Regions from separate parts of the Homo sapiens genome. Here regions 1, 2, 3 and 4 are each linked to region 5. The links are chromatin loops, found by intact Hi-C in ENCODE. Cell type or tissue: endothelial cell of umbilical vein. All regions are shown on one strand. Links, peaks and the distances in the headings refer to the core of each region. The heading gives the core; the rest is flanking DNA.

Evidence for each region. A loop is a pair of places that touch in the nucleus more often than their neighbours do. Peaks named below come from ENCODE experiments on the same cell type or tissue, not always from the same donor. Only the 100,000 strongest peaks of a DNase experiment are listed, where the experiment ranks them.
Region 1: it touches region 5 in a loop (12-fold over the local background); 13 of 110 quality-filtered maps call a loop at or near these places.
Region 2: it touches region 5 in a loop (10-fold over the local background); 3 of 110 quality-filtered maps call a loop at or near these places.
Region 3: it touches region 5 in a loop (7-fold over the local background); 3 of 110 quality-filtered maps call a loop at or near these places.
Region 4: a loop joins it to region 5, with 9 times the contacts of the local background. A loop is called at or near these places in 8 of 110 quality-filtered maps.

The regions. Positions count from the first base shown.
Region 1 is chr5:171,338,729-171,345,071 of GRCh38, forward strand. It overlaps the pseudogene RPL19P10. Among named protein-coding and RNA genes, the nearest start is that of SNORA70J, 24 kb to the right of the region's middle. In endothelial cell of umbilical vein, for the core only: a CTCF peak has its summit at 3,834 (motif pointing left); a DNase peak (open chromatin) is centred at 3,803.
Region 2 is chr5:171,171,695-171,178,037 of GRCh38, forward strand. All of the region lies in intron 16 of RANBP17 (RAN binding protein 17), which reads left to right. Among named protein-coding and RNA genes, the nearest start is that of TLX3, 130 kb to the right of the region's middle. In endothelial cell of umbilical vein, for the core only: no CTCF peak of the experiment used is centred there; no DNase peak of the experiment used is centred there.
Region 3 is chr5:171,198,152-171,204,494 of GRCh38, forward strand. It overlaps RANBP17 (RAN binding protein 17), which reads left to right. Exons shown (of 28, transcript NM_022897.5): 19 at 1,519-1,622. Among named protein-coding and RNA genes, the nearest start is that of TLX3, 110 kb to the right of the region's middle. RefSeq lists an enhancer at 2,835-4,863. In endothelial cell of umbilical vein, for the core only: no CTCF peak of the experiment used is centred there; no DNase peak of the experiment used is centred there.
Region 4 is chr5:171,149,099-171,155,441 of GRCh38, forward strand. All of the region lies in intron 14 of RANBP17 (RAN binding protein 17), which reads left to right. Among named protein-coding and RNA genes, the nearest start is that of TLX3, 160 kb to the right of the region's middle. In endothelial cell of umbilical vein, for the core only: no CTCF peak of the experiment used is centred there; no DNase peak of the experiment used is centred there.
Region 5 is chr5:170,983,059-170,989,401 of GRCh38, forward strand. All of the region lies in intron 14 of RANBP17 (RAN binding protein 17), which reads left to right. Among named protein-coding and RNA genes, the nearest start is that of RANBP17, 120 kb to the left of the region's middle. In endothelial cell of umbilical vein, for the core only: no CTCF peak of the experiment used is centred there; DNase peaks (open chromatin) are centred at 2,643 and 3,763.

The DNA.
Region 1 (6,343 bases), core at 727-5,726, 360 kb after region 5:
TTTTTGAGATGGAGTCTCGCTCTGTCGCCAGGCTGGAGTGCTGTGGTGCAATCTCAGCTCACTGCAACCTCCGCCTCCTGGGTTCAAGTGATTCTCCTGCCTCAGCCTCCCGAGTAGCTGGGACTACAGGTGCGCACCACCACACCCAGCTAATTTTTTGTATTTTTAATAGAGATGGGGTTTCGCCACGTTGGCCAGGCTGGTCTTGAACTCTTGGCTGCAAGTGATCTGCCCACCTTGGCCTCCCAAAGTACTGGGATTACAGACGTGAGCCACCACGCCCGGCTACAGTAATTTTTAAAGGTAGAAAATCAAGCCTGGGTGTGGTGGCTCACATCTGTAATCCCAGCACTTTGGGAGGCAAGGCAGGCGGATCACTTGAGGCCAGGAGTTCGAGACCGGCCTGGCCAACATGAGGAAACCCCATCTCTACTAAAAATACAGAAATTAGCCAGGCACAGTGGCACACACTTGTAGTCCCAGCTACTCAGGAGGCTGAGGCAGGAGAATAGCTTGAACCCAGGAGGTGAAGGTTGCAGTGAGCCAAGATCTGCTACTGCACTCCAGCCTGGGCCACAGAGCAAGACTCTGTCCCAAAAGAAAGAAAAGAAAATCAATCCCAGCACTTTGGGAGGCCAAGGTGGGCGAATCACGAGGTCAGGAGATCGAGACCATCCTGGCTAACACGGTGAGACCCCGTCTCTACTAAAAATAAAAAAAAATTAGCCAGGTGCGGTAGCATGCGCCTGTAATCCCAGCTATTCGGGAGGCCGAGGCAGGAGAATCACTTGAACCCGGGAGGCAGAGGTTGCAGTGAGCCCAGATCGTGCCACTGCACTCCAGCCTGGGTGACAGAGCAAGACTCTGTCTCAAAAAAAAAAAAAAAAGACAAGAGATAGCTACGCGATTTTTGGTGGGCAATTTTTAAAAACTTAGCTTGAATAGGGAGCCTTCTCAAACTGCATAAAACTGAAATACGGTACCCACAGATACCAAAAGGCAACATATACAAAGGCAATCTTCCAAGCACAAAGACTGAATGTTTCAATCATATTTCATTGTTTTCTCCCTTTAAAATTTTATTGTTAGAGATATACAATAAAAGAACTAAAGACCACTTTAAAAAGTTTAATAATATCTATTCTGTCTATAGTTCCCCACATAAATTAAGCAGGGTCATATTTCATATTTGAAGGGAATAAAAGAACTTCCAGGACATCTTCATATAGAGCTGAGAGAAATTTGGTGAGAAGGCTCTTTGAAATTAGAATATTCAAATTATAATTTGATAATAAGAAAGTATTTTAAATAATTAAAAATGAGAAATGAGCTTCAAGAAGTTGCTCTATGGTGGTCATTTTTGTTTCAATTGCTACAAGCAAGAAGTAGTTTTAAAAATAAATCACCAGGGCACAGCAAGTATTTCTGACAGGCACTTGCAGGCAGGATTTTATAAATTCCAATCATTTAACAAATTGCACCATTAAAAGTCATAATAGGTCTAAAAGCCATTCTTAAAAGAACTTACTAAGTAATTTGACCTACATAATCATCTTGTTAAATTCATTTGACATCATGAGACAGTTAGTGAAATATGCATAGTACATTATATTAAAGAAAAAAGTACCCTTCAATTGGTATCTGATTGCACTTTTCAATTGCAGCTATTAGTTGTCTATAAAACTCCTAGACATGATTTGATTTGATTTTATTACTGTTATATCATTTTACTTTGTAACATATAGGGGTGGAGATTACAGGTCTTCGATTGCTTACTAGGAAATATTTAACGAAGGATGTTTTATTTATTAGCATAAAGAGACACAGTGGATTATTGGGTGATTAAAGTGACGATACGGCTGCTGTACTTGTCAAAAATATAGCCCTAATTCAATAGCAAGGCGACAGAGAGTCTATGAGCTGATCTATGCCTAAGCAAACTGACTCTGAAAGCAGGACATTGCCCTCTTAAAAGGATCTTTGTAAATTTCTATAATTGCACATTATCAAAAACAAACAGCAGCGATAACAAACCCACAGAGTGAGTTCTCAATTGGAAGTTTACTTTCTATCTGCCAAGAGCCCCTACTTTTTATCTTTTGCATTCCTAACATCTCAAATCAATAATAGAGAATGATACTTAATGTTACTAATCTTTGTGGCAAACACTTTTTTTTTTTTTTTTGAGACGGAGTTTCACTGTTGTTGCCCAGGCTGGAGTGCAATGGTGTGGTCTCAGCTCACTGCAACCTCCACCTCCCGGGTTCAAGCAATTCTCCTGCCTCAGCCTCCCGAGTAGCTGGGATTACAGGTGTTGGCCACCACGCCCGGCTAATTTTTGTATTTTTAGTAGAGACGGGGTTTCACCATGTTTGTTGGCCAGGCTGGTCTCGAGCTCCTGACCTCAGGTGATACGCCTGCCTTGGCCTCCCAGAGTGCTGGGATTACAGACATGAGCCACCGTGCCCAGCCGGAAACATAATATTTTTATTAGAAGTAAATTGAAAAGAAAATGAAATAAATGGAGCAAAGGAAGAAAGGAACTAGCATTTATTGAGTGCCTTCTGTGTACCAGGCACTGTTCTAAGTGTTTCATCAGTACTATCAGGCTATCTTTTCCTTTTTTTTTTTTTTTTTTTTTTTTAGACAGAGTATCACTCTGTCATTCAGGCTGGAGTACAGTGGCATGATCTCAGCAGCTCACCACAGCCTTGACCCTCTGGGCTCAAGTGATCCTCCCACCTCAGTCTCCCAAGTAGCTGGGACCACATGCATGAGCCACCACACCTGGCTAATTTTTTTTAACGTTTGTAGAGATGGGGTTCTCCTTGTGTTGCCCAGGCTGGTCTCAAACTCCAGGGCTCAAGCAATCCTCCTACCTCCCAGCTTCCCAAAGTGCTGGGATTACAAGCATGAGCCACCACGCCTGGTCATAAAAAAAAAATTATTTTTAAATCTTGAATTGGCACCTATTCACTATTTGTCCTTTGTTTTCCTTCGGTTCATGCCATTTAAGTCCTACAAGTAGCTTGTATCACCAGGACTACTTTGCTTCGCCTGATAGTGAGGAAAAACTTGCTATCACTTGTCAATTAACATGTTTACTGCAATCACAATGTCTATATTTCATCTATTCTTAACTCTTAAAAAGGATCAGAATTGGGCAGGGTGCGGTGGCTCATGCCTGTAATCCCAGCACTTTGGGAGGCCGAGGCGGGCGGATCACAAGGTCAGGAAATCGAGACCATCCTGGCTAACACGGTGAAACCCCGTCTCTACTGAAAATACAAAAATTAGCCGGGCGTGGTGGCGGGCGCCTGTAGTCCCAGCTACTCGGGAGGCTGAGGCAGGAGAATGGCATGAACCCGGGAGGCAGAGCTTGCAGTGAGCCGAGATCGCGCCACTGCACTCCAGCGTGGGCTACAGAGCGAGACTCTGTCTCAAAAAAAAAAAAAAAAAAAAAAAAAAATCAGAATTGTACTCTGTGTGTATGTGTATAATGTGGCATACAATATGTTTTCCCTAAAATATCAGCTCTGTGCTGACTCCTGTGAATTTAAAGAACTCTTATAAGATTATAAACTACAATCACATGGTCATGTAAATCATTAATTTGTTCTTTAATATGTGTTATTTGTCTTATTTGCATTTCAGGACACAGTGATATTTCAAGGTAAAATATTACAGATTCTGTTTTATTTCAGGTTATAAGCCAAGATATGGTGTAGACCCTTTCTCAATTATTTTACTATGTTTTAAGCTGAAATCCACCCAGCATATCACAAACCTTTCCTGCGCTTTAGGACTTTAGATTGACAGCGCCCTCTGCTGTAACTCTGAGTTTGTCACACTATTCTAAACCTCACTAAGAGTCAGCACGGAGACAGACACATCCCTGCTGAAACGGATCTCCAGGTCAGGATCAGCTCCTCAGCTTTTAGGGTTTGAACCCAAATACTGACAGTAACTCAAATCCGGGCAGGCTCTGGGGACCAGTGTTCACTGACTGACTGCCAGGATTTTTCTTTCCATCCCACCCTCTCCCCTGAGTTCCTGGGCGCCTGCATTCAGACCCTTAGACGATATATAATGGGCATTTTAAATTTAGCACTTCCCAACCCGACCTCTTGACTCCACCACTCTCAGCCCAAGTGTGACTTAACTCCTGGCCTTCCTGTACCCATTAATGGCTCGCCACTCACTCAGTGGCTCAGGCCCCAGCGCTGGGAGTTCTCTGACTTACCTCACCTGGCACATAGGAGGCCCTTTATAAATATCTACTGCATGGGCCAGGCGCGGTGGCTCACGCCTGCAATCCAGCACTTTGGGAGGCCGAGGCGGGCGGATCACCTGAGGTCAGGAGTTCGAGACATGGAGAAACCCCGTCTCTGCTAAAAATACAAAATTAGCCAGGCGTGGTGGCGCATGCCTGTAATCTCAGCTACTCGGGAGGCTGAGGCATGAGAATCACTTGAACCCAGAATGTGGAGGTTGCAGTGAGCCGCGATTGCACCCTGCACTCCAGCCTGGGCAACAGAGTGAGACTCTGTCTCGGGAAAAAAAAAAAGTTGGTCCTGCATTCGCTTAGGAGAAAATAGTTGGTTTAAGCAAAATCCTAAATTAATTCTAAATTTCTAGCCAGGCATAGTGGTTAACGTTTGTAATCCCAGCACTCTGGGAGGCCAAGTGGGAGGATAGCTTGAGCCTGGGAGTTTGAGGCTGCAATGAGCCATGATTGTACCACTGCACTCCAGCCTGGTTGACAGAGAGAGAGCCTGTCAAAATAATAAATAAATAAACAAATAAATAAATAAGGCTGGGAGCTCATGCCTGTAATCCCAGCACTTTGGGAGGCCGAGGCAGGGGGATCACTTGAGGTCAGGAGTTTGAGACCAGCCTGGTCAACATGGCGAAACCCCGTTTCTACCAAAAATACAAAAATTAGCCAGGCGTGGTGGCAGGTGCCGGTAATCCCAGCTACTTGGGAGGCTGAGGCAGGAGAATTGCTTGAACCCAGGAGGTGGAGGTTGCAGTGAGCTGGGATCACACCTCTGCACTCCAGCCTGAGTGACAGAGTGAGACTCTCTCTCAAAAAAACAAATAAATAAAAATTTAAAATGAAATAAATAAATTTCTAATTAATTCTAAATTTCTAAATTATATTGGCTAGTTCAATAGTTCAATTTAGGGCTGGGCACAGTGGCTCACAGTACTGTAATCTCAGTACTTTGGGAGGCTGAGGCAGGTGGATCGCTTGAGCCCAGGAGTTTGAGACCAGCCTGGACAACAAAGGGAAACCCTGTCTCTACAATAAATACAAAAATTAGCTGGGCATGGTGCACGCCTGTAGTCCCAGCTACATGAGAGACTGAGGTGGGAGAATTGCCTGAGCTTGGGAGGTTGAGGCTGCAGTGAGCCATAAGCCATGTCACTGCACTCCAGCATGGGTGTCAGAGTGAGACCCTGTCTCAAAAAAAAAAAAAAGAATTTAATTTAAACAGACACTCTTTGGACTGGGCATGGTGGGTCACGTCTGTAATCCCAGCACTTTGGGGGGCCGAGGAAGGTGGATCACTTGAGGTCAAGAGTTCCAGATCAGCCTGACCAACATGGTGAAACCCCGACTCTACTAAAAATACAAAATTAGCCGGGCTTGGTGGCGCATGCTTGTAATCCCAGCTACTTGGGAAGCTCAGGCAGGAGGATCGCTTGAACCCAGGAGGCAGAGGTTGTAGCAAGCTGAGATCACACCATTAGACTCCAGCCTGGGCAACAAGAATGAGACTCCATCTCAAAAAAAAAAAAATACATAAACAGATACTCTTTGATTTAAAATATACACCAATAATACACATTTTACATTTTGACATGTATAATTCAAAAAATTAACAGGCTAATCCCACTACTCAGAGATAACTTTTATTTATTGATTTATTTATTTTGAGACAGAGTTTTGTTCTTGTTGCCCAGGCTGGAGTGCAATGGTGTGGTCTCGCCACTGCAACCTCTGCCTCCTGGGTTCAAGCGATTCTCGTGCCTCAGCTTCCTGAGTAGCTGGGATTACAGGTGCCCGCTACCACGCCCAGCTATTTTTTTTTTTGCATTTTTAGTAGAGACAGGGTTTCACCATGTTGGCCAGGCTGGTCTCAAACTCCTGACCTCAGGTGATCCGCCCACCTCGGCCTCCCAAAGTGCTGGTATTACAGGCATAAGCCATCGCACCCATCCTTTTTTTTTTTTAAGACTTGTTTTATTTTAATGGCTGATCTATGTAATCACAAAGGCCAGTATGTACAGACAAAGGGGGAGCTTTTGTTTCTTCATCTCTTCGTCCTTCGACAAA
Region 2 (6,343 bases), core at 732-5,731, 190 kb after region 5:
ATTCCTGTGAGTAAATATATCTCTAATATTCTTCAGTTGAAAAGAACATCATTTTCATTAGTTGAAAGGCACAATGGAGTAATACAAAGAAAATAAGTTTTTTGACCATTTCTTTGATTATTGCCCCCACCAAATCAACATCTAATCTAATCTAAAATAAGATTCCCCATTATACATTAAATGTTTAGATTTCTCTGTCTAGCAGATTTTTAAAATTCTAAAACCAAGAATCTTCTTACTAAAGTCTAGTTGACAGTATTGTCATATTTCTAACAACTAGAGAGAATCATGTAGATTTTCTTTTCTACATTAGCTATCAAATATATAGGACTTGTGAAAGATAAGTGTTGGATTAATCACTAAGATTAGCTGATCTTTTAATATGAGGACAAATTCTGAAAATGGTGGCATTGAATGGAAACCTTTAATGTAGGTTCATTCCAGGAATATGTTTATGTTAGTTAAGTTTAAAATTGTATTCCTTGGTAAACCATAAAAGATTTCCAAAGTATTAGACACCCACTTTTGTGCTGGAATTTAATATGCAACTTTTTATTGGAAAATAATCGTCCTTGTCTGGCAAAATCCACCATGCAATATTTCTGTTAGTAGGTATAATGCAATAAAGCCAGGGAGGGCTATTTATCACTACAAATTTTGAGGATTTCAGGATTCTTTTTATTATTTTAATATATTTCTTTGATATTAAATCAGAAAAATGATAAATTACACCTGTCTAGGCTGTTTTTCCTTTTTACTGGAAAGTGATGTACAACCCAATTCCAATGGTCATTTGGCTTTTTAAGATATGTATTTTTTCTTATTAAAAAAAAAACTCAACCCATATTTTTTTCTAATAATAATGCTGAAATACTCTTTATTTCTAACATATGAAGTGGTTTATAAGTACTTCCTAGTATTGCAAACTCTGGCCTTTTCACAATGAATTACTTTGAAAGCATATTATCTGCAAAGAAGCCTCAGTTATTTTATAGCATATATCTATTGTTTAGATTTACCCTATTTTTTTAGGTTGAAATTGATATTTAGTATAAAATTAATTTGATTTGTATTCTTTTAGTATAATTTGCATAATGCCTAATTTATTTGTATCTGCTATTTAAGATCTTTTTCTATCCTATTAAGCCTATTATATATTCTTTAATTCAAATATTATAGCCTTTTATTTTACATGCTGTTTATTGCTTTTGAGTACTTCTCAAAGTGAATTAAAAAATCATATTTTCAGAAAACTTACTAGATAAAAGTTTAAAAGCTATAATATTTTAAGCCAGGGGATAGGAATGATTTCAACATGGGTACATTGATTTATATTTTTTAGCAATTATTTCAGGTTTGCATATTTAGAAATATATATTAGTTCAATTTGATTTCAGTGCTCAGTTATTTGAATTATAAATCATTATGTCCCTTCTAGCTGATCAGTCATGAAATATCTTTGAATTCATTTACATAATGGAATATGTGAGTGGTGTATCTGTTTTAGTGCAGTTACTGGTTACCTAATGCATGTTTTGTTTTTCCAATGGATTTCTTTATTATAATGTGTTTTTCAGTCTTGATTTTAAAGCAATACATTATTTCTATATTAGGAATAAGATGACATTCTTCAGCAATAGAAACACGCAAGATCAAAACCATCACCTATAGGCCCTTGTTATTGGAAATCTGTTTATATATTAATATTCAAAATATTTTTATTTAAAATATTAGAAGTAAATGAAAAGCATGTTTCTCACTATGAAGTTTTTTAATGTTCTTTATTTATAGTACATGTCTTCAGATACTTTCTGTTTTATTTTTTCTATTTTATCTGCTTCAGATGAACCTTACTCAGTGTTTATGGTGCTCAAAGCCAGTCTCTGAACTTTGGTGGTCTTTTATCTGACCACTTGTTAGAAATTGAAATCACACAAGACCCCCATTTTTAGGAAGTATTAAAAAGCCTTTGGTTGCCTTAAAGCAGTAGTCTCAGACTTTAGTGAGCATCGGAATGTGAGTGCTTTTTAAAACACAAATTGTTAGGCCCCACTCCCCAGAGTTTCTCTTTCAGGAGGTGTTAGGCCTAGGCCTGAGAATTGCAGTTTTCACAAGCCTCATGTTAAGTTGGTGGCTCCAGGACCATACTTTGAGAACTTCTGTCTTTAGGTAGTTAGAAAATAGAGCTGCATTGTATGTCCTGAGCAGAAAAGTCTGGTACTTCCCTCACAGACACTTTTTCATAGGACTTCATAAAACTCACTAGACTTACAGTTTTAGAGATAGTCTAGTTCCTAAATAATGATGTGGGGACGTAAGTCCCCAGATTGTAACTGGATGACTGTTGCATTTTACCCCAGAATTGCTGTTTGCCAAATTTGAAACTTTTCAAATTGGTAAGATTATTGTTATTTTAAAATCCAGTGACCTTTTTGACAGAAAGTTAATGTTTTCCCATCAGATTCATTACATGGGTATTTATAATAAATTTAGCAAATACATTTGAGTAACTGTTTAACATACTCTTTATATTTTCAAGACCAAATTCCAAGAATTTCTGAAGTAGCTTTTTTGAACAGGCACAGAGCTGAAATGACTCTGTACAGAGCCAGCCCGCTGTGTTCAAGTTCAGTACTTGGGGATCTTTCCCTTCTTTGAAATGTTTCCTGGTCAGAAATTTTAGTTTCTGTCTAAATGGGAAAAGGAGAGATTGTTCAAATGATTGAATCAAGGAAGCTCCTGGGAAAACTGGAGAGAGAATAAGGGTCATACAGAGCAATCAAGTAAACTTACTTATTTTAAATGCTGAAAACGGAGAAGAGTATCACATTTTATCCAAAATTCTGTTTGTTCGGTAATCATTATTTCAAGTTTTTATTCTTTTGAAAGATAATTGATCAGTATTTCTACTGCAATTTATTCTTTACTCAAATTTGTAGCAGTTAACATGCTCCACTTGGGTTTCAGAAAGGAAATTTCATTCTCTATCAGGCCCTCTGTTGGTGGTTGGCCTTTATTACATAATCATCAAACATGAGAAAACTAAAAATATCTAGAGTGTGTGTGTGTGTGTGTGTGTGTGTGTGTGTGTGTGTGTGTATTTTGAGGTCCTTTTTTTAAATATACTTTAAGTTCTGGGATACATGTGCAGAACGTGGAGGTTTGTTACATAGGTACACGCGTGCCATGGTGGTTTGCTGCACCCATCAACCCATCATCTACATCAGGTATTTCTCCTAATGCTATCCCTCCCCTAGCCCTTCACCCCCCTACAGGCCCTGGTGTGTGATATTCCCCTCCCTGTGTCCATGTGTTGTCATTGTTCACCTCCCACTTATGAGTGAGAACATGTGGTGTTTGGTTTTCTGTCCCGTGTTAGTTTGCTGAGAATGATGGTTTCCTGCTTCATCCATGTCCCTGCAAAGAACATGAACTCATCCTTTTTTATGGCTGCATAGTATTCCATGGTGTATATGTGGCACATTTTCTTTATCCAGTCTATCATTGATGGGCATTTGGGTTGGTTCCAAGTCTTCACCATTGTGAATAGTGCTGCAGTAAACATACGTGTGCATGTGTCTTTACAGTAGAATGATTTATCATCCTTTGGGTATATACCCAGTAATGGGATTTGCTGGGTCAAATGGTATTTCTGGTTCTAGATCCTTGAGGAATTGCCACAGTGGTTGAACTAACTTATGCTCCCACCAACAGTGTAAAAGCGTTCCTGTTTCTCCACATCCTCTCCAGCATCTGTTGTTTCCTGTCTTTTTAATGATCACCGATCATCAGAGTGAACAGGCAGCCTACAGAATGGGAGAAAATTTTTTTAATCTCTCCATCTGACAAGGCTAATATCCAGAATCTACAAGGAACTTAAACAAATTTACAAGAAAAAAACAACCCCATCAAAAAGTGGGCGAAGGATAGGAACAGACACTTCTCAAAAGAAGACATTTATCTAGCCAACAAACATATGAAAAAAAGCTCATCATCACTGGTCATTAGAGAAATGCAAATCAGAACCACAATGAGATACCAATATCTAGCTTTTTAAAATCAGACTCTATAAGAGAGTTCCACATTCGTTTTTGAGTTTATCCAAACTTTTTTTTTTTTTTACCTTATGGATACTGTTAACCGCAACAGTTCTCAAGATTAATGACTTCTCCATGTTATTGCAAGGCTAGCTACATAATTTGCAGGGCCCACCTCAAAAAGAAGAATGTGGAGTTACTTGGTCAAAAAATGTTAAGAATTTCAAGACCTCAACAGCAAAGCATTAAACCATGAAGAGGCTCTTCTAGGCACAGGGTCCACTATGCAAGTATACAGCCCGCATGCCTGTGGAGCTGGCTCTGGTTTGGTTTGATATAAAGAAATAATTCCTTCCATTTGGCCTCAGACTGACTCTCTAAGATTATCCCCTTAAGTTCCTGTACACCTGAATTTGGTGAATGTAAGTCCCATCCATATGCATGATAAATCTATTTATCTACTAGTTTATTTCAGTCATTTTCGTTTCTACAAGCCAAAGAATCTATTTTCTATCAAAGTCACTTGATGACCATGAAAATTTTATTTTTTACCCCTACCTTTCCCAGCTCCATTTGTCTTTCTTTTGCTTGCTTGTTTTAAGTACAATAATTAGAACTTCATCCTTATCTAGAGTTAACATTTAGTAAGACTAAAATAGTGATTTTTAAATTTAATTCCATACTCATCTTGAATCTTATTGACCTCTTTCAATTCAGCAAATATTTATTAAGCATTTGCTAAGTACACGGCAAAAGAACAAATAAAACACAGACCCTGCCCTCGTGGATTTTAAATTCTAACAGAATTGACACTGATTGCAAACTTCCTTTTCTATATTTCTCCAAAGAGCTTAAAGTCAGTTGTTTTATTAATATAGTTTCTATTTCTTCTGTTTAAATTTAACTCAGATAAATTACATACGAATTTTCTGAAAATCTACACATTAAAAATAATGTGGGTATGTGACATTGTGATATGGCTGATTTGAGGGAGCCCCTTTTATTCGAGGTCATTTAGACATAAGCTTATAGATAAACCATTAAGTATGCAGCTTTTAAACTTACCAAGTAATGTGCAAACCAGACATCCTCACATCTGTTTCTGACCTTCCCACCATTTGGGTGTGAATCCTGAATGTGGTAGGTGTCAGGAAAGAGTAGAGGATGAGAGATGAAGCAAAGGGCAAGAATGAAACAAGGGTGATGGATGAAATTAAAATTGTTTATGTCTGTTACAGGAACTATTTAGCAATAAACAGTAATATTTCTGCTTTTGTGAAACAGTATTAAAATGCATTGCTTTATTTTACTGAATACCACCATCTCCAGATGGTTTGTGAGAATGTTAAATAAAACTAGTTTCAGCTTACATCCCTCAGGCATACTTCTATTAGCATTTTTTATCAGAGGAAATGTTGATTTATTTCATTGTTTTCTGTCTTTATCAGCTACAGAAAAGTCATCCCATAATTTATCTCCTCTGTTTGTTTGAATACTAGAATCAGGTGTAGAATCCTCCCTATTCCTCTTCTGTAGCCCCCTTATTTAGACCTTCACCAAGTTCTTTAGATTTTTGTTTCACAAAATTACGTACCTTGAGTATTGTTTTGATCTGATCATTTCTCTTCCCAAAAGCCCACAATCTCTTCCACCTGCTTCTTAGGTCAAGCAAAAGTATTGACTTAAATTTGAGTCCTTTGACCGTACTTGACTTACTGAGTTCCCATAGCTAACTTCCTGATACTCCATTAGACCACAATTTGTACTTTATACTTGGGCCAAGGAAATTTATTTTACCTACCCCTTGATAACCTTCATTATCTTTCACTGAATCACCACATTTGCCACTCTCCCTCATTTGACACACTGTAACTCAACTAGGTTTATTCAATTTTTCAGTCTTGGCTAAAGACTTAGTAAAGCCATCATGAAATAGCTTAATCCTTAGTCCTTTAATACTAAATGTTAATTCCCTTCATTTTCTTTCAAGTCGTGGTTTATTTTTCTTAATGTTTGTGAACACCTTGTTTTCAATCTACATATCTGGGTATGAATGTAATATAGTTTAGTATTTGCTGGTCCTGTCTCCTATTAGATTGTAAATTATTAGAGATTAAGACTTGTTTTCCCTTCCTTTATAGTTTCAAAACTTCATACAGTGGGCATTTAGAACTTACTGTTGCCCCTTCTGTTGAGTGATTATGACTTAACTCCTGTTCCTTGTAAATAATTATTAGTATCCCTTAAGATGCTTCATCGTTGTTATACCTATTTGGATTTTTTATGTGGTTTTTTTTTTTTTGTTA
Region 3 (6,343 bases), core at 926-5,925, 220 kb after region 5:
TTGAAAAATAACATCTGTATAGGTCTATGTTATCACCAGTTAACAGAGAAGAGTGTATCTAAGAGGAGTCACTTGGTCACACAGCCAGTTGACAGAGAAGAGATTATAATTTGGTCTGCCTTACTCTTTACTCAGGATACTGACCTTCGTTTAGAACGGCACACCAGTAAAGATTTGTTGGCCCTTTGGCATCTGTTTGTAACAAAGCTAAGTCCCCAATTCTGTTGTACTCCTGAAACAATGTGAAATTGAAGGAAAGAGATAAATCACAGAAGATTAGAGTCAGCCAGATCAGCCACTCCTTAAGAGTCAAAAGATCTTGATCCTGCCAGGACCTCCGTTACTTTGTCTGAAAAATGACTATAGATGCCAGTGTTTTTCGAACATTCACAGGCATCTGAATCATCTGGAGGGCCTATTAAAACAAAATTGCTGGGACCCACCCCCAGAGTTTCTGATTCAATAGATATGGGATGGAACCTGGGCATTTACATCTCACAAGTTCACAAGTGATGTTGATGCTCCCAGGTCAAGGACCAAACTTTGAGGACCTTCTCTGAGCTCATTTCCTCTCTAATACTCTATTGAAAAACTCTACTGTTAGAATAGAAATTAGGAGGTCTGAACCATGTCGTTCCACCTCCAACTAAGTATTCCACCTTAAGCAAGACACTTAACCTTTCTCTGCCTGTTTCTTCAGTAGAGTGCAGCTCGTAGCTCCCTGTGACTTAGGATGAATGAGTGAATTCAATCTCTCATTTAAAAGAAACCCCTTTTGAAAAAGAATACTATATAAATTATCAATTGTGCATATCCATGTGTGAAGTGAAGATTCTGCTTTGACAGAATCCTTGAGGAAACTGCAGTCTACCTTTAAAGTAAAAAGTTAATAGGAAATGTCTCTTTTCCCTCTTCTCTATTTAAAAAAAAAGAGAAAAAAAAGGAAGCTTAGTGTAAGAAGTGTACCCATGGAGAATGTATTTAAAATCCAAATGACCCATAAGGGACCCCATCCTTTTTGGCAGATAAAAGTTTCCCTGCCATTTATTTGATAAATTAATTAAAAAGAACATAAATAAAAGAGAATAATAACTTAGAGCTATCTGGGCACCTGAGTCTTTGAGCCCTTTAGGGCCTTGGCACCCAAAGAGAAGGGGGAAAAAAAAAACACTGCGTCTCTGAGGCTTTGAAAGTGGTCTTCCTTGAGGCATTAGAGAAGCTCTAGGGGCCCTAGGAGCTAAAGGACTGAGATGCCTGGGGCATGAGTCTATTAGATCCACTAAAGAACCAGGAAAAAAAAAATGGCTGGTAAGTAATTTTGCTATTTCATTTGATGCAAAAGAGAAGGCACAACACCAGAATATTCAGTGAGCAAAAGTACAAAATGTGGCATGGATGTGAATGCAGGCTGACCCCTTCTCGGGAATATTTCTAAGCCTAAATGAAGCACTCAATGCTGAGGACAATGTACAATTCTATGCATTTTAAACCGTAGTGACCCTTTTGTTTCTCTGATAGGTGAAGATGAGGATGAATTTGAGAATTTCATGCTGCCTCTTACAGTTGCTTTTGAAACAGTATTACAAATATTCAACAACAACTTTAAACAAGAAGATGTAAAGGTGGGTTTGTTTCCAAATATGAGGAATGACAGTTTTGTTTTTTCTAGGATATCTAGATCCAGAAAAGGGCTTTGCATATCTGTGTGTACTCTTTGCCTCCTCAGACCTGCTTTCCCAATTGCATGTCTTTAATTTTTACTTTTATTTAAGCATTTTTCTAGTTTCTTAGACAAATGGACTTTGAGGTCAGCAAATAGTTTTGGACAGTCAGTTCATGATAAGATGACATAGATTTGTTTCCTCTGGCAGTTACTATCTTTAATAGGATATTTCTTGTGGGTACACCACTTTAAACACCCCTATTCCCTCATCTATCCTGCACTGTTATGTTACAACAGATCTATATGGAGGAATGCACAAACATACACATACTAAAACACTACATCTCTAAATATTTTTTTAAACAAGAATTTATATAAATCAAGACTTTATTAAATGGCTAGGCATATATGTATAAATAGGAACTGGTCTTGAAGTATTGCATTCTTAAACGGAACAAAGTGATTAGGATAACTGATAGCTAAATAAGGTTTTTATGTGCCTGTGGGAGCCATATTAGGATTGATTTGACAAGTCAGTTCAGCTGTGGCAACAGTCATAATATCTAAGACAACATTATGTTTTATTAGTAAAATCCTTAAGTGTAGCAAGCTGTCTGTGACAAAACAGCCCCGTATTTTAAGGAGGGGGATGGGAAGCACAAGCACTGCTAAATAGAAATAGTATCTTCTGAAATTATAATGTATCAGGGAAATATTAAATAAATTGACACTGATTATTATTTTTAACAGACTAATAAATGCACTCCAGAGAATGTAGACACCTTTGTTGGTGATAATTGAGTCATATATTTCATAGTTATTTGAAGTATGTTGGAAATATTAACCATCTTTTGCATAGTGTCTCTTCACCAAAAAAAAGAAAACAAAAACAAAAAAACTAACAGTAAGAAGCCAAATAGAAAAATGACACCCTTTGATAATTATCTTTATGTAATTCTTCTACCAAAAAATAATCAGCCAAATGCTATACCTCTTAATTTAAAAGAATTTTTGAAATTAATGTTTATCAGCATGCTATAGTTATAGAATTTTAAAACCAAAAGAAGGATCTTACAGATTCTGTTTGTGTTTATAGTCTTCCTGAAATTCTTCACCAGAGTTTCCACTCAGGTTAGCTGTATCTTTTAGATGTCTTCCAAATATTTTCAGTGACCAACAAAATCTTTGCAGCTTTTAGGTTGCTATTTCTGCCCTTTATCAAAAAGGAGCAGTGAAGTTGAAAAACATCATCTTTATGAAAATTACATCTGTCTCATCTGAAGATTTCATTATATTCCAAGACCATTTTGTTGTAATCCCATCTAGTTTGATAGAAACCATCTTCCTAGAGTCATTTTTAATGGAGTTCCAGTGATATATCCCTAAACCAGCAAGTTCTTAACGACCCTGGAAAGTGACTGCTTGATTACACTTTAACGGTATTTGCAAATAAAATCACAAGTAATTAAGGGGAAATCTCCAGGCTTTTGAGCAAGTTTGATGCATGATAACTGCCTGATTCAGCTTCATCTAGAGTAATGCTGTGTAGGCAACAGCTACTGAGATCAATAGCAACGTAATGATAGTGGCAGAATTAAGTGAGTAACCTGAGAACTGTGCCTCAGAATGCATGCAGCTGCCACGAACCAAGGCCACACAGTGCACTCCGTGCTTCCGTCCTAAATGTTCATCAAAAGACGCCCTGCAGGAAAATGGAGTTAGATGCTCTTTATTGCTGATCGTGTCTCTTGCCACATTTATCAGGGAAATTGGATTAGCAGTTGGCAGCTGCAGGTAGACAAGATTCTGCAGTGATTAAATATGCAGCTTGGCTGCATTTGTTGTGACAGACCTTTAGTAAATTCTACTGTAAGCACCATCTGTCTAATTTGTATAAAGAAAACTTGGTGCTTTAAGCTACCGATAAAAAACTAAATCTGTTGCTTTATCATAAACAAAACTTTTGCACTAAATGCTTTTAAATGTAATTTATTAGGTTAAGGCTATTTTTCTATCACGATGAATAAATAATACATGCAAAAGTGCTTTCAGGTACTTCATTTTGCAAGTACTAGAGATAAAAACATTTCTGTTTTGTTCTTCAATAAAGTATTTAGTATTCCAATCCACAGGAGGTGATGCTGTTAAAATATCTCTATGAAAATGCCGCAGGACTGCCAAATTCATTTAATTTGCACCTCTTACCAGCATTTTCTAACTCCCTATTTATAGATAGTTTCAAATGCAGATTTCAGGATAAACTTAAACATTAAGGACCTGTGTTGCCAAATTGAAATACAGTTGTTAGAGGAGGAAATGCAGCAAAAGTGTTAAATTTATAGCTTTATTTTCTTACTTATTCTTAATAAAATTGAAGAAAACATTGAAATTTTGTCTTGGGTTTTTCTCTTCAAAGTAAAGGGGAAAAGGAAAAAATACTCTGACAAATCCTAGCTTTAGAGTACTCTTTCAAAACGTATGTTTCCCCCTATAATTATGTCCATGGTAAAATATAGTCCAGTACTCCCCTGACTCGTGCATCGTTTTTGATTTGGTCATGACATCATCAGTTTCAAGGAAAATGAATGAAAACTTCTCAGAGAAAGAGAAGCAGTTAAATAGGAACCTGCTATCTTTAGTCCTTTTGTAAAAACTCCACAATGTTAAATTATTTAAAATCCTTGATTTTCAGCATGCGCACATTAAAAGTTTTCGCACTAAGTGCCAAATGTTGCAAACAGCACTTTAACAGAATGATTTTGCTTTGATCCCTGTAGCAGTTCCTGAATAATTTATCACAGGTTATTGCCTTAATTCTGGAGAGGGATAGAGCAATAAAGGCAGATGAAAACACTCCAGTTGAAACACCTTGGGGCCTGCTCATTCCTCTGACACGGCTCTTTTGTTGGAACTATTTAGAGGTTATTAAGATGTGTCTTCAGAATTAAGAGTATGCTGTAAGGATGAAGACAGCCATCTTAATTCTAAAGACAAAGCACAATGACCCTTCACCTTCTTTTTCTTTGTTGTTATTATATAGTAGAATTATGAGGATAATATTATAGCTGCCCCCAGTAGTGCCACTACAGTAAAGGGTCTGTGAGACTTTCCATTAGAAACCCTGTTTTGGGGGTCAGGGTGGAAGGAGCCTCGTTTCAGCTGTTTCCCAGCCCATTCGTCTCACACTTGGCACACAGACAACTGTTCACCATGCAGCAGACTGAAGAACTCAGCAGTTTCTCCCTAACTACCCAAAAAGGAATCCATAGGGTTAGATCTCCAGACATATCCCACTCCCCAAAACAGCCTCACTAAAAATACAAGAGCCTGTCACTCTTCAGACCAATCTTGTGTTGACCAACTATAGGAGAGAGGCAACTTTTAAAATAAAACTCTTTGCACTATTTTAAATGAGATGGTAAACTGTAGCTCCTCCTTTCCTCAAATTCAATAAGATCACCTCTTACGCTCAAATTACTTAGTAGGCTGGTTGAGCTCTTAGTTAACAGCTTTCCTTTTTCATATGGGGGCTGGATATGTTTTGGCTATTGAGAAAACACTCTCTTTAGTGTTGTTTGTGTATCCATGTAGATTATTGCAGTATTATCTGCTGCTTTGAGATAAAAGATATTGTTTGAGCATAAGAAATCTATTTCTTATTCACATTAACACTGAATTTTTCTGTTCAGTTGAATTCATTTAAAACATTATTATATGCTTCCTCTGTAGTAACATTTTCTAGAATGAAACATTGATATAATTTCATAGCCACATTTTGCCACTTTAAAAAAAAAGCCAATAGATTTGAGTCCTATAGACCACTTCTATTAATTTGATATCGTTTAAGGAATGAAAAAATTGTGATAAAATAAAAATTAATATTTTTGTATAACGAGGATAGTCTAAAATATTTTTAGAGCCCTTTGTACTAGACACAAAGAAAGTAAAACTCATGGTTCTTGTTGACTAATTTAGACTTAAATGGTAGATATCTCATGTGTATGTGGAAGCTTAAAATTATTTGAAGCATAGCCTGAAACTTGTAAGTGTACCTAATAAAAATAGAACAAAAAGCCTACTTTAATAGAAACACTGCAAAGCCAAGGAGTCAGAATAGAATAGTTTGAAGAAGGCTTCTTAGAAGATGTATTTTGTTCTGGAGGCTTCCAGGAGTGTGAAAAGCTGAGAAAGAGAGGAACAGGCTTCAGGTGGTGAAAAAAGGCTATATAAAAAGGCAAAATGTTTAAAAACAAGCAGCAGGTTACATGAGGGAACTACAAGGAGGCCAGCTGGTTATAGAAAAATAAGAACTGGTGAGAGTATGAGAAAAAAAGGAGTAAGTAATTTAAAGGAGCAGAAACAAAAATTCAGAGTTTTCAAGATTCAGAAATTCAGATAACCATCATTCTGTGAACTGTTAGACAGTGCAGAAACTGAATATTCCTATAAATAACATCCAGTTATATTGAGTCATCTCTTAGGCAGAAAGAATGGAGAAGATGAGAAATTCTAGATACTTCTGAGAGTTAAACTATTATTTGCTACTTTGAAATTAAATTAATTGAATCAGCCATTAAGAGGAGGGTCAGGATTCACTGTTTGCTTAATAATAATTTGAACTCCTTCCTAAAGAGGTTTTCATTTATTACCAAAGTGTGAGAAAGGAGAAAATCTGGTAGA
Region 4 (6,343 bases), core at 474-5,473, 170 kb after region 5:
ACCTACTGTCTTCACCCATTCTATAAAATCACCTCAACTTCCCTGGCCACTGTACAAAGGCCCCTTTCCTCATTTGATATCTACCAACATCCACTGTTAGCATCCCTAACCTCTTTTGGAGATACCATGGATCTTTTTTACTGTTCCATTTTTTACTGAGCTCTGAGCTATGCTCATTTTTCATGTGTCCACTGAAGTCCACATAGTTATATATATTTTCTCCCCAAAATCCCATATCACACAAATAAAAATATCTAAACAGGAGAACTGTTTCCTATCTTGGGTTCTCTCAACACATGACTGTTAATTTTATTCTTTTCACTTACCGTATTTCACTTACTGTATCAGCCTCCTTCTAAATTATATCATAATCTCCCTTAAGTCCCTAGATTAGTTTGTTCAGAGGCAAAACAAAAGTGAAAGATTTTGTGAGAAATGCATAGTTTCATTACACATCTGGTAAAGACACGCTATGATTGCTTTCTTACAGTGTCCAGAAGCTAATTTATGGTACTTTCTTTGTTTATTGTACTTGAGCAATATAGAGTATACTCTGCAGACATGGTTTACACTTTGAATTAGTTTGCATCTATCTATATTAATGTGTTTTGTAAGCCAGGCCTTAATATCTCTTTATTGTGCTCTTTTGAAAATAATTCTCTTAAATCTATGGAACGTGTCTTACTTGTGAAGAAAGACACATTTTTCCACCTTTCTAAGATTAAAATAGTGAGAGAAACCTCAAAGAAGAGGAAATCCTATTTTAAAATAACAGCGATCTCCTCTGTAGACTCTTGGTTTGCAGGTTGTTAGTCTTCATCCTCTGTGTCAATTTAATGTATCACGTAAGTACTAGTGAACAGATGTGGGGGTAGGGGGAGGCAAGCAGAGTGTTGAAGCAGGAACCAGCAGCATTGGCAAACTGGCAAATGCTTCTGTTTTGCTAAACACCTGCTTTTCTTGTATTCAGATTGTCTGAACCATCTGTTTTTATATTCTGTTTACCTACTGTCAGCCATTTTGGAGTTGTTAAAATCTTTGAAAGTAGTTGGGAATTTTTCACAGTAAGCTGGGAATCTATACCACTCTTTAAAAACTTTGTGTTTTTAGGGTATTCCCATTTAATCCTCCAGAGAATAATTACTTTTTAATTTAGGTGCAATGTGTTAAATATTATATAATTAAAATGTTTTTCTCCCTTCCCAATTACTTATTCTTAGAAATCAAAGTTTAAATTGTCTAAATAGGTACTTGGCCATAGTGTGATAACACTAATAACAGATTCGTAATGATAGAATGTAAATATTAATTTATATGTCCCCTCTCATTAAAAAAAGAAAGAAAAAAGCATTACACAATTTGATGAAAGGTACTAATTTTTTATAAGCTTACCTACTAGATGATATGCAAGTGATATTCTCAATAAAAATATATAGTATTTATAAATACCTTTTTGCACCAGATACTATGCTAGGCATTTTGTCCACATTATCACAACTCTTCTCTACAGCCTTGCAAGGTAGATATTATTGTCCTCATTTTATAGATGAAGAAAATGATTCTTTAAGAAGTTGAGGAAATTGTTCATGCTCACATTTGTGACTGGAGATTTGAACTCTGGTTTTTACATTGCTTTTCAAAAATTCTGTCATACCCAAGAGATGATTCTGTGATCCAAAGTTTCTGCATAAGGAGTCAGAGGTGGTGCATTTTGTTTAGTTAGAAGTGAACACACTTCATTTGGTTTGTTAAATTCCTAGCTCTTTTCTAATTGTCTGCAGACGTTTTGTTCCTTTTGTCATTGAGGAACACTGTTGGAACTTGGTCCGCTGCTTTTGTGTTTTGCAAGGTTTTTCAAAAATGCTTTTACTTTAAAAAGAAAATGAACTAGTTGAGGTCTCTGTAAAAAATTCCAGCAGAGAATTTGCTTTTTCCTTAAAGTTTATATCTGTCTACTGGGGCCTCTAGTAACCTTTCAAGATAATAGTCAGAATAGAATGGCTATGTTAACATTTTTTTGACCTTTGTCACTACCCAGAAATGTGATCTGTGCAAAATAGACCTTAAAGATGCTATAAGTGGAGGTTCAGTTCAAATGATTTAAAGGCATGGTGTTAATAGATATAATCCATATTTATATTTCACTTTTCTAGAGCAAAGCTCACATAAAGACCACCGAAATCAATATTATGAAAGAGTCAGGCCTCTTTGGCCTAGGAATTTAAACACTTGAAAGGCAAGATCAGGTTTTTGGTTTTTTAGTTAGGATATTGGCAGGACTTGAAAATTTCTGAAATATTTAAATTCAAGAGTCGCCTTAAATATATGTTAATTTCAGGGAAAATAAGAAGCAATTCCACTTTCTCTGGTCAATAATAAAATTTACAGAACTTCTCCCAAGCAATGGCACAAATTAAAAATATAAATAGGCTTAATAAGTTCATGAATTAAAGATTCTCAACAAGTTATTATGAAAAGATATAAATATCTGGGCTACATTTCTAACCCTGTGAGGTTAATGGTCATTGGTGGAAGGTAGTTCATTGAAGCCTTAATGAGAGACAGTTATGAACTAGGTGAGCCATTGAGCTGATGGATGGCATTCTTATATAATTAACCTAGCAGTGGTAATCGCCTCCTTCAAGTTCCTAGCCTTTCTCGAACCAAGGAAAAAGAGCCAAAATTGTTGCCATTTTGCCACCTTGACATTTCTTTTCAATTGCCAAACCTAACTACCTTTCTTCAGTAATACAACTAAACCAGAGAGGGCTGGTTTTTCTGCATTCAGAACTGTGGATTTAGGGTCATTTTGGTATATATTTAATTGAACTCTTGGGAGCAGATGAACTCCCCCAAGGAACTGGGTATATGAGGGCGGAGGGCAGTTTCAATTCAAGAATGTGAAGAATAGAAATTTCTAACTGAAAATAAATAATTAGAAAGTGAGAAACCAGAGTAAGATGTCCATGAAACTCAGAATATCGAGGAGAAAGAACACATGGTAACAGAGGCAATAAAGGGCCCCAGAAGCTGGGCACAGTAGCTCACTCACGCCTGTAATCCCAGCACTTTGGGAGTCCGAGGCAGGAGGATCACTTGAGGTCAGGAGTTCGAGACCAGCCTGGCCAACATGGTGAAACTTCATCTCTACTAAAAAAAAAAAAGTAAAAAATTAGCCAGGCATGGTGGCACATGCCTGCAATCCCAGCTACTCGGGAGGCTGAGGTAGAGAATCGCTTGAACCCGGGAGGCGGAGGTTGCAGTGAGCTGAGATCGCTATTGCACTCCAGTCTGGGCGACAGAACGAGACTCTATCTCAAAAAAAAAAAAAAGGGCCCCAAAAAGATACAAGCTTTACCCCTCTGACTCTGAACTATCATGCACAATGTAGTCAGACAAATCTTAAACGTCACTCTTGTCCTAGGGTTCTTCCCACTTAGAAATCTCCCTGTTGCTCATGACATCAAGCCAGTACTCTGGCTTTTAAGGTTCTCCATAATCTAGCTCCATCTACTGTCCAGTTTTTGGTTTCCACAGCTCCCTTCTGTCATGCTGACTCCCATTTTTAACTTGGATCATACTGTTCTCTTCCTCCTTCTGCCCACACTCATACAAACTCATACCTGGATCATATTTGCTGTTAAAACTTAATAATGGCAATGCTCGCACTCATTTATTGTTTATTATACACCAGTCACTATGATGATAAACCTTCTATGTGCATTATATCTTAATAAGTCTCAAAATAATCTTATGACGAAGGTGTCATTAACCTCATTTCTATAGTAGAGTAACTCAACTAAGAGTACATAGGTAGGAAGTGGCATTCACAAGATTTGACCTTAGGTCCTTCTAACTCTAAATCCATTAAATGATGAAGTGTAATTCCTGATCTTGCTCCTAAAGCATTTTATGCTCTGTGTCCTTATTTTCTTAGCAAGGTTTGAGATTCTTGAGGAAAGGGGCAGTGTCTATACATATCTTGTATCTGTCATACAACTAGGACAGTGCTAGATTATCACCTATTTTCTCATTGATTGATTGGATATTGATTAGAGTGAGATGGTCAGACTTTATGGTGACAGAAGGAGAGAAATTTTATTCTGATCCTAGTCATATTTCTGAAGTAGGTGTTGTTAATTAGAGCAGCATCTTATTAAGAAACAGTGGGTTGGAACCAGCCAGTGTTTAGTTTTCAAGAATTGTACATTAGAAAAAGATTTATACAGAGTCTGTAAGAATGTTATTTTTGGCTAGATTAGTGGCACTCTTTTTTTTGTTTCATTTATTATACAAATACTTATCATTACAAATCTGTTTATTATATGCTAAACAGTGGGACACACTATTGCCTAGGGAAAGATATTCCTGCCATCACAGACTGGTGGAGAACACAAAGTTAATAGGTAATCATTGTTCAATGTAATGAGGCCCATGACTGATATGCAGAATACTGGGAACATATTGGAAGATAACTGATGAAATCTTGGGGAAGACAGGGGAAGACTGACACCCAGGGGGTGCTTGGGTTTCTTTTAGTGTCATTCACTTCTGCATATAACATACACAGGGAAGTAAGATAGGACCAAGAGTTGCATATTAGTGCAAAAAGAGAACAGAAGTGTTCAGCTTCATGTTTTCCACTTTTCCATTCAAGATTGCAAACAGGCTGAGTGCAGTGGCTCATGCCTGTAATCTTCAGGCGGATCACCTGAGGTCGGGAGTTCAAGACCAGCCTGACCAACTTGGAGAAACCCCATCTCTACTAAAAATACAAAATTAGCCAGGCATGGTGGCACATACCTGTAATCCCAGCTACTCGGGAGGGTGAGGCAGGAGAATCTCTTGAACCAAGGAGGCGGAGGTTGCAGTGAGCCAAGATCACGCCACTGCACTCCAGCCTGGGCAACAAGAGCAAAACTCCATCTCAAAAAAATAAATAAATAAATAAATAAAAATTGCAAACAAGACCAAGAAATCTAAATAACAGTTCACTTTAGTTTTTTTTTTTTTTTTTTTTTAACCAAATTAAGGGGGTTGAGGACAAAGTGAATATTCCATCTTTTCTAAGAAGATAATTAGTAAAACAAATGAATTTAACCTACTCCTCTTAGTTGGCACCAAGAACTACCTGCTATTTCCACTGTCTGATAGGTGCCAAGATTATTTTATGTGCAAGTCAAGGTGTTTTTTTCTGAGACGGAGTCTTGCTTTGTCACCCAGGCTGGAGTGCGGTGGCACGATCTCGGCTCACTGCAAGCTCCGCCTCCCGAGTCCACACCATTCTCCTGCGTCAGCCTCCTGAGTAGCTGAGATTACAGGCATGCGCCACCATGCCCAGCTAATTTTTTTTGTATTTTTAGCAGAGACGGGGTTTCCCCATGTTGGCCAAGCTGGTCTTGAACTCCTGACCTCAAATGATCTGCCCACCTTGGCCTCCCAAAATGCTGGGATTACAGGTGTGAGCTACTATGCCCAGCCAAGATTATTTTATGTATATTGAATGAAATAGCATTTAATATAGTGTTTACTTTGGATTTACTAGAACAAATGTCAGTGAATACATATTTTTCCCTAGCAGCTAAGAAACAGCATTGTCAAACAGTGAAAACAGGAAGTTGGGGAAACCATTTAACTGTATAACCTCAAGAAATCTAACCACTATTTGATTTTGCCATCTAAAGTATTGTGTTAGGCTGGGCTCAGTGGCTCACGCCTGTAATCCCTACACTTTGGGAGGCCGAGGCACGTGGAGCACCTGAGGTCAGGCGTTTTGAGACTAGCCTGGCCAACATAATGAAACCCTGTCTCTACTAAAAATACGAAAAATTAGCCGGGCATGGTGGCGGGGCACCTGTAATCCCAGCTACTCGGGAGGCTGAGACAGGAGAATGGCTTGAACCCGGGAGGCAGAGGTTGCAGTGAGCTGAAATCACGCCACTGCACTCCAGCCTGGGCGACAGAGTGATACTCCATCTAGAAAAAAAAAAAAAAAAATATATATATATATATATATATATATGTACACACACACACACACACATATACACATATATGTATATATATGGAGTTAATGATACCTAGCTGTGCCTATTTTGATTGTACATTCTTAGCGATGCAAGAGGGAGAATACAATTAGCCTTCCCCCAGCCAAAAAGAGGATAATCCAAGTAATTAAAGATTTAAAATAAAATTTTATGAATGAGATGTAGGAGGTAGAGAAAGTAGCCATAGAGAAAGTGGATATTTTGTCAGTTATTTTTCTTGATCACTATTTGAGAATAATATCATTTAATATCAACTACAGTGTGGGAAAAGGCAATGATGATTTCAGCAAATGAGC
Region 5 (6,343 bases), core at 952-5,951:
TACCAGGAAGTTGCTGGAGACTGTATACTACTCAATTAAAAAAGTAAACCAAGAAAAGAGGAAGAAGGGAGAGATGGGATCTGAGAATCAGAGGATCAAACACAGGAGAGAGGCTAAGGGAAGCTCTCGGATAACAGCTGTGCCTCAGGCCTTGAGAGCAACCAGTTCAAACTGGAGCAGATGGAAGGTCATAGGTGTTTTGTTTTGTTATTTTTCTTTAAAGAACTGATAGATTACTTGCTGTCTTGGACCAGGTTGAGAGGAATTGAGTTTTACAGATCTGGAATAGTGTTTGAGGGTCAACTAGTAATAAATAGAATCACATAAAACTTAGGTAAATGAAAAGGAAGTCAAACTAAACATTTGTGCACAAAAGGGAATTGAATCATAGTACCATGGAACTTAGTTATGAATGATGAATACAGTATCATAAATATGTTAGGGAGTCAAAAGATAATGTGAAAAATTCTTATATCAGGAAATAGCTCTGTCTGCCTGTTTATTTAGAAGAATGAATGAAAATAGTAAAAGAAATAGCCGAAAGAGTTGAAAATGGGTTGACTTGAGTATTGGAATCAGATATGGAGAGGAGTATGTCAGAGGATGGCAGTTTTTTATTACTGTTTTACTTTTTAAATCATGTATGTGTATAATTTTAGTAGAAATACAAATTTGGACAATTACAACATAGTTTTATGCATGAAAAAATAATGGTAAGCGTTTGGTGCCCTGAAAACACAGGGGACAGTGTATTTAACCCAGATTTTGGGAATCAGAAAGGCTTCTGGGAGAGAAGATTCCTGAATGAAATCCAGAAGAATTAGTTGAAGCTGCTGAAGAGGAAGGAAAATGGGATGCTTGTTCTAGGAGGTAGAAGCAGAATGTGCAAAGCCTTAAAGCTCTACATTGGAAGAAATCCAGATAGGTTAGTATAGCTAAGGCTTGTGGTATTCCCAGTGAGCATTACAGAGCCTAACATTAGATTTTCAGCAAATACTGAATAAATAAATAAATAACTGATGTAAGGGAAGGAGTTTTTTAAGAGTAGGAAGTCTGGGAAAGCAGACACATAGCAGTCACATGCAGCCTACCTTGTGTCTAGAGCACCAGAATTCTAGTCAAGAAGGTACAGCAAATTCAGGTCTCTACAGACTGACCAGTTTGTCATCCGGGTGTATGGTTTCTTTCTGAGGTACATAGATAACCCACCCAGGAGTTTAGTAACATATAATTAAAGTACTCCAGAATGTTCATGGAATAAAATATTCTAACCAAAAGTGTGTTTAGGCCAGGCACAGTGGCTCACCCCTGTAATCCTAGTGCTTTGGGAGATAAGGCGGGAGGATCACTTAAGGCCAGAAGTTTGAGACCAGCCTGTGCAATATAGCGAGACCCTGTCTCTACAAAAAATTCTAAAAATTAGCTGGGCATGGTGACACACGGCTGTAGTCCCAGATACTCATGAGGGTGAAATGGAAGATCACTTGAGTCCAGGAGTTTCAGGCTGCAGTGAGCTGTGATCACACCAGTGCATTCCAGCTTGGATGAGGCAGCAAGACCCTGTCTCAAAAAACAAAAACAAAAAAAAAGTGTAGCTAATAGTTAAATACATATGTAAATGATCACCTATTTATTAGGGTATAATTTAAAACGTTAAAACTCTTAGAATATTTCTTAGACTGTATCAGAATTTTACAGTATTTCCTGTTTATTTTTGTATCCATTAGTTGTTACCTGGTGTGTCACCATTTACTCTAATTATAAATTATCTTAGTTTATTGATAACAATTTTAAGTATTATTTTTTATATTAAATGTCTATTAGAAAAGGTCCATTTTAATTTTTAATCCAATTAAAATGTGATTTTTAAGTTTTAAAAATGGATAAGGAAGAGTCCTTTTAAAATACAGACACACACACAAAGACACACACATATACACAGACACACAGACACATACACATATACACACACAGACACACAGGCACACACAGACACACACAGACACATATACACACACAGGCACACACACACGCAGAACCACACATATACACACAAACACATACATACACAAACACAGACACACACAAATGCACACACAGACACACACACACACATCTTAGCTTCTGAATATCTACCAAAAGTTAGAAGTTTTGAACTTTGTTCTTAAATCCCTTTATTCAAGCTTACCCTACCATAAACATCAGTTTTGTCTTGGTTGGTTATGAAACCTTATCAGTGAGTGAAATTCCAAAAATTAATAAATACGTGTTGTTAAGGTCCTGGAATGTATTTTCCTTTAAAAATAGACCCATAAACAGTGATACTGATCAAGCATAGTATAATAGAATTTGCCTGAATTCTGTCCTCCCAAAACAGGATACCAGAAATTGAGCAAGAAGTAATTCCCTTTCTCTCTTCCATTTAAATTTTGAAATAGACAAGTTAATCTTCAAAATTTTTGCTCTCATTCTTCATTCCTTGTTTTGATATCCTATTCAATCTTTCACCACCAAAGGGTGAAATCCCTTGTATCTCTTTTGTTCATCACCATCTAGGTATACAGGAAAACACACACGTGTGTGCACTTGTGCAAATCTGCTTTCTTTCCAGTACCTTTCATCTGCCAGATGTCAACTGGAAAACATTCCAATTGAAGGATGTCATGCTATTGTATAAATGAATTCTCCTGGAAAGGATTGCCTTTCCTAAAGAAAATATTTATTAGTGCCAAATAATTCAAATGGTATAACAAAGTGAAGTGAAAAAATCAGTATGTGTTGTGGTAGCTGCTTGGATAGGGGTACCATCTTGTCTGGGAGTGTATACCTATGCTAGTTTCCTCCTTTTTATTTTTTGCCTTCATTCTTCTGAATTTACATATTTCCTAAAAATTTCCAAATTGCTTTTCAGGAAGATTTTCAAGGCATTGGGAAGGTTATGAAGCCAGAGGGAGTGAAAACAGAATAGTAATTTATAAATAAAGTTACCATACATCCAGATTTGCCTGAGATTTCCCCAGCTCACGCTTGTTGTCTTGGCAGATTGTTAGTTAATAGCTTCATCTTTCATTCTCAAAAATGTCTCTGTTTGGATGATAAATTATATGATCTCCTTGCATATAAACCACAAGTTTCTAAAGAGGATAATATAGTAATTCATAAATAAGTTTGTAAAGGCCAGGAAGTGAACCTTTCCTTTTGACTCTGTGGCTCTCAGTACCTGAGTAAAAGCCTTGTTTATAAGTGTCATGAACTAGTGATATATAAGCATGTTTAGATCTTTTTTGTGGAATAACTTGAAATTTGCATTAAGCCGATAAGTGCTCCAGTAGTGTAACTATAGTGAACAATAATTTATTGTATATTTTAAAATCACTAAACAAGTAGAATTGGAATGCTCCTAACACAAATGGCAAATGCTTGAGGTAATGGATACCCCAATTACCCTGATGTTTATTACACACTGTATGCCTTTATCAAAACATCAAATGAACCCCATAAACATATATATATATATACCTGTGATGTACCCATAATAATTGCAAATCTAGAAATTTTTTAAAAGATAAGTTCTCATTGATGTATTTTCAAATTGTCCAAAATAAAAACGGGGAATTATCTAAACTTTCAAGCTTTATCTGTGTATATGGATTTCTAAATTGTTTTGTGTAATTACTTATTATTCAACCTTTTTCCTACTGTTGAGTACACATATGAAGCAGCAGATGGCATTCTTTCCCTGCAATTGTTATGTCTTCCTGTATGGTATGTTACTGTAATAACAGTTACTGTTAAATTGAGTAGGAAAACACTTGAATAAGGAAATAGAAAAACATTTCATGATAGTATCTTCAATGGACTACTACAACTTTAAGTGCAATCCAATGTTAAAATAATGTACTAGCTGCTGTTTCATGGTACTTGGATATATTCTGATTACTGGCAACTTGTATGTTTGTATTTGATACACAATTTGGGGGAAAAGTGTTTAGAAAGTTCATCCTAAACAAATTGTTTCATACATAGAATTTTCACTTTGGTGAAAAATAGGTAGCAGCTTTAATACCTTTTAAACACTAAACATTGAAACATTTTAAATATTTCAGCATGCCAAATATATCATGTAGATTATAGGGGAAAGGCACCTGTGACCTTTAAGATTATATGTTGAAGCTTGATTGTTACAGAATAATGCTTAGTGACTTTAGGGATTTTTTTCTGTTAAGTGTTTTAAAGCTTTTCAGACTATTTCTGGGCTGCTTTTTGACTACCATATACTGAATAAATATATCATAATCAGTTTTTGTAATAGATAACAATTTGACCTAGTTAGGTTTTCCTTCTTGGTGAGTGGTTAGTGCTTATATTTCAAGTTAATGTACATACTGCTAGATAGTTTTATTGTTCAGGGATTTGTTATTTTAATAGTCATGTCATATGCTCAATACATATATAATACATTAGTATTCAGATAGGCCTTTTTAAAAAAAAAATAATTTCTCTATACCGCTTCCCACTTTTTTATCCTACATGGTAATATATATTAACTGTTTTTAAAAACACACATTTTATACCTGCTTAACAGAAAGTTGAGCAAATAATTAGACTAAAGGCCTAATTATTTTATTTAAAAACGTCTTTGCTGTATAAATAGATTTGCCAAATTCTACTTTTGAGAATGAATTCCATAAGTGCATTTAAGTGTTGGTGCAAGAGCATTAAGCACTAGACGAGGATGTTTGGGGCAGAAAAATCTAGTTAAAATCTTTGCAGCCACTGGTAATTAAAATTATGGTGTAAGTTAGAGAAATACAGGAAGTAAATTGGAAAAATATGGGCTTAGTTTTTTTTTAATAAGCTGACTTTTACTATTTATTTATCATACCAAATATACCATTATTTGACATCAAATCTTGTGAGAATTATATTTTGTTATGTAATTATATATACATTAAACACTTACTCTCTCCCTTGTGCTATGCTAGATCCTGGAAGAATTCAAAGATGATGATTTTTTGTGATTACTTAATAAAATATATGCTTACCCACAGAATATTTTTACTCTATTTTTTCCTCTCTTTTTTTCTACTTACTTTTAATGATTATAAATTCTCAATCATTATAAAATTCGGTATCTGTGGATAAATGCACAAAGTAAAACTCCACGTGCATTCTGATGTGAATGGCACTTTTTGGATTGTTCTCGAGTAATTATAGTTTGATGATTGATTTTTTTTTTTTAAGTAAGGGAGAGGGTGATAATTTCATCTGGTAGAGAAAAGTTTTCTGTATTCCACCTATCTTTTAGTGTTTGATTTTTTTTTTTGGTGATTCTAGGAATAAGAATAATAAATGAAATACCATGTAGTATGTGACTAAATACCCAAATACCAAGTAGATGTACTTTGAAGAGTTGTCAGCACTAAAGAAGACTTTCAATTTGAAAGAGGTTTTAGTTACTAAATTTTACGACTTGAAAACCCAGTCCCTCCATCAGTCTGTAATTTTTTTTAATAGTCATTGGATCTTGTGGAAATCATCAACAAGGCAATCTTCGTCCACAAATCAGAAGGCTAGGGCCACAAATATGCATATTTTCCCTGATAAAAGATTTTCATAATTAAAATTTTATGTCTACAGTTCATTATATATGTATTATACATACATGATCTTTGCACTTATGTGATAGTTCTTGCTTCTGGAATAAGGATGGATGTTGTTGAACATTCAGAGACTCTGCCAGATACCTCTTACTGTTTATTATTTTTGTACCAAATTAAATATGCCATTATTTGACTGGAAAAAAATTAGCCAGGCATGGTGGCAATGCACCTATAGTCCTAGCTACTGGCAACCAGTTTGTAAGATGAAGATGGGAAGCCTTCCTTACCGGAGTCTTGGGTAGAATTTGCTATCTTAAAAATATTCAAGTTGCTTAAAGTAAGATCATGTGTGAATACACGTCAGTAACTTTGGTATTTCAGTAATAAAGTCATAGGCAAACCCTCTACTAAGTTTTTACTAGAAATATGTTCACCTGTAATGGTGGTGCTAAAATTATTATTTGTCAAAAATAGTTGTCAGTGAGAATCTCATACTACATACTTGGAAGTATTTTCTAATGCTTATAATTGACTTAAGTATCTTGCTTGAAGGGAATCAGGATGAGATATAATCTATCCTACTTGTGCTGCAGAAACGCTGAAGCTATTCAGTCTGTGTAAATAATCCATCCCACATCTTTGCTTCCTCTTCAGTGAATGCTTAACATCCATATATTATGATGGCTTGAGTATCATTTGGAAACATAAGTCATAATAGCTACAAGTTTGTAATCGAAATA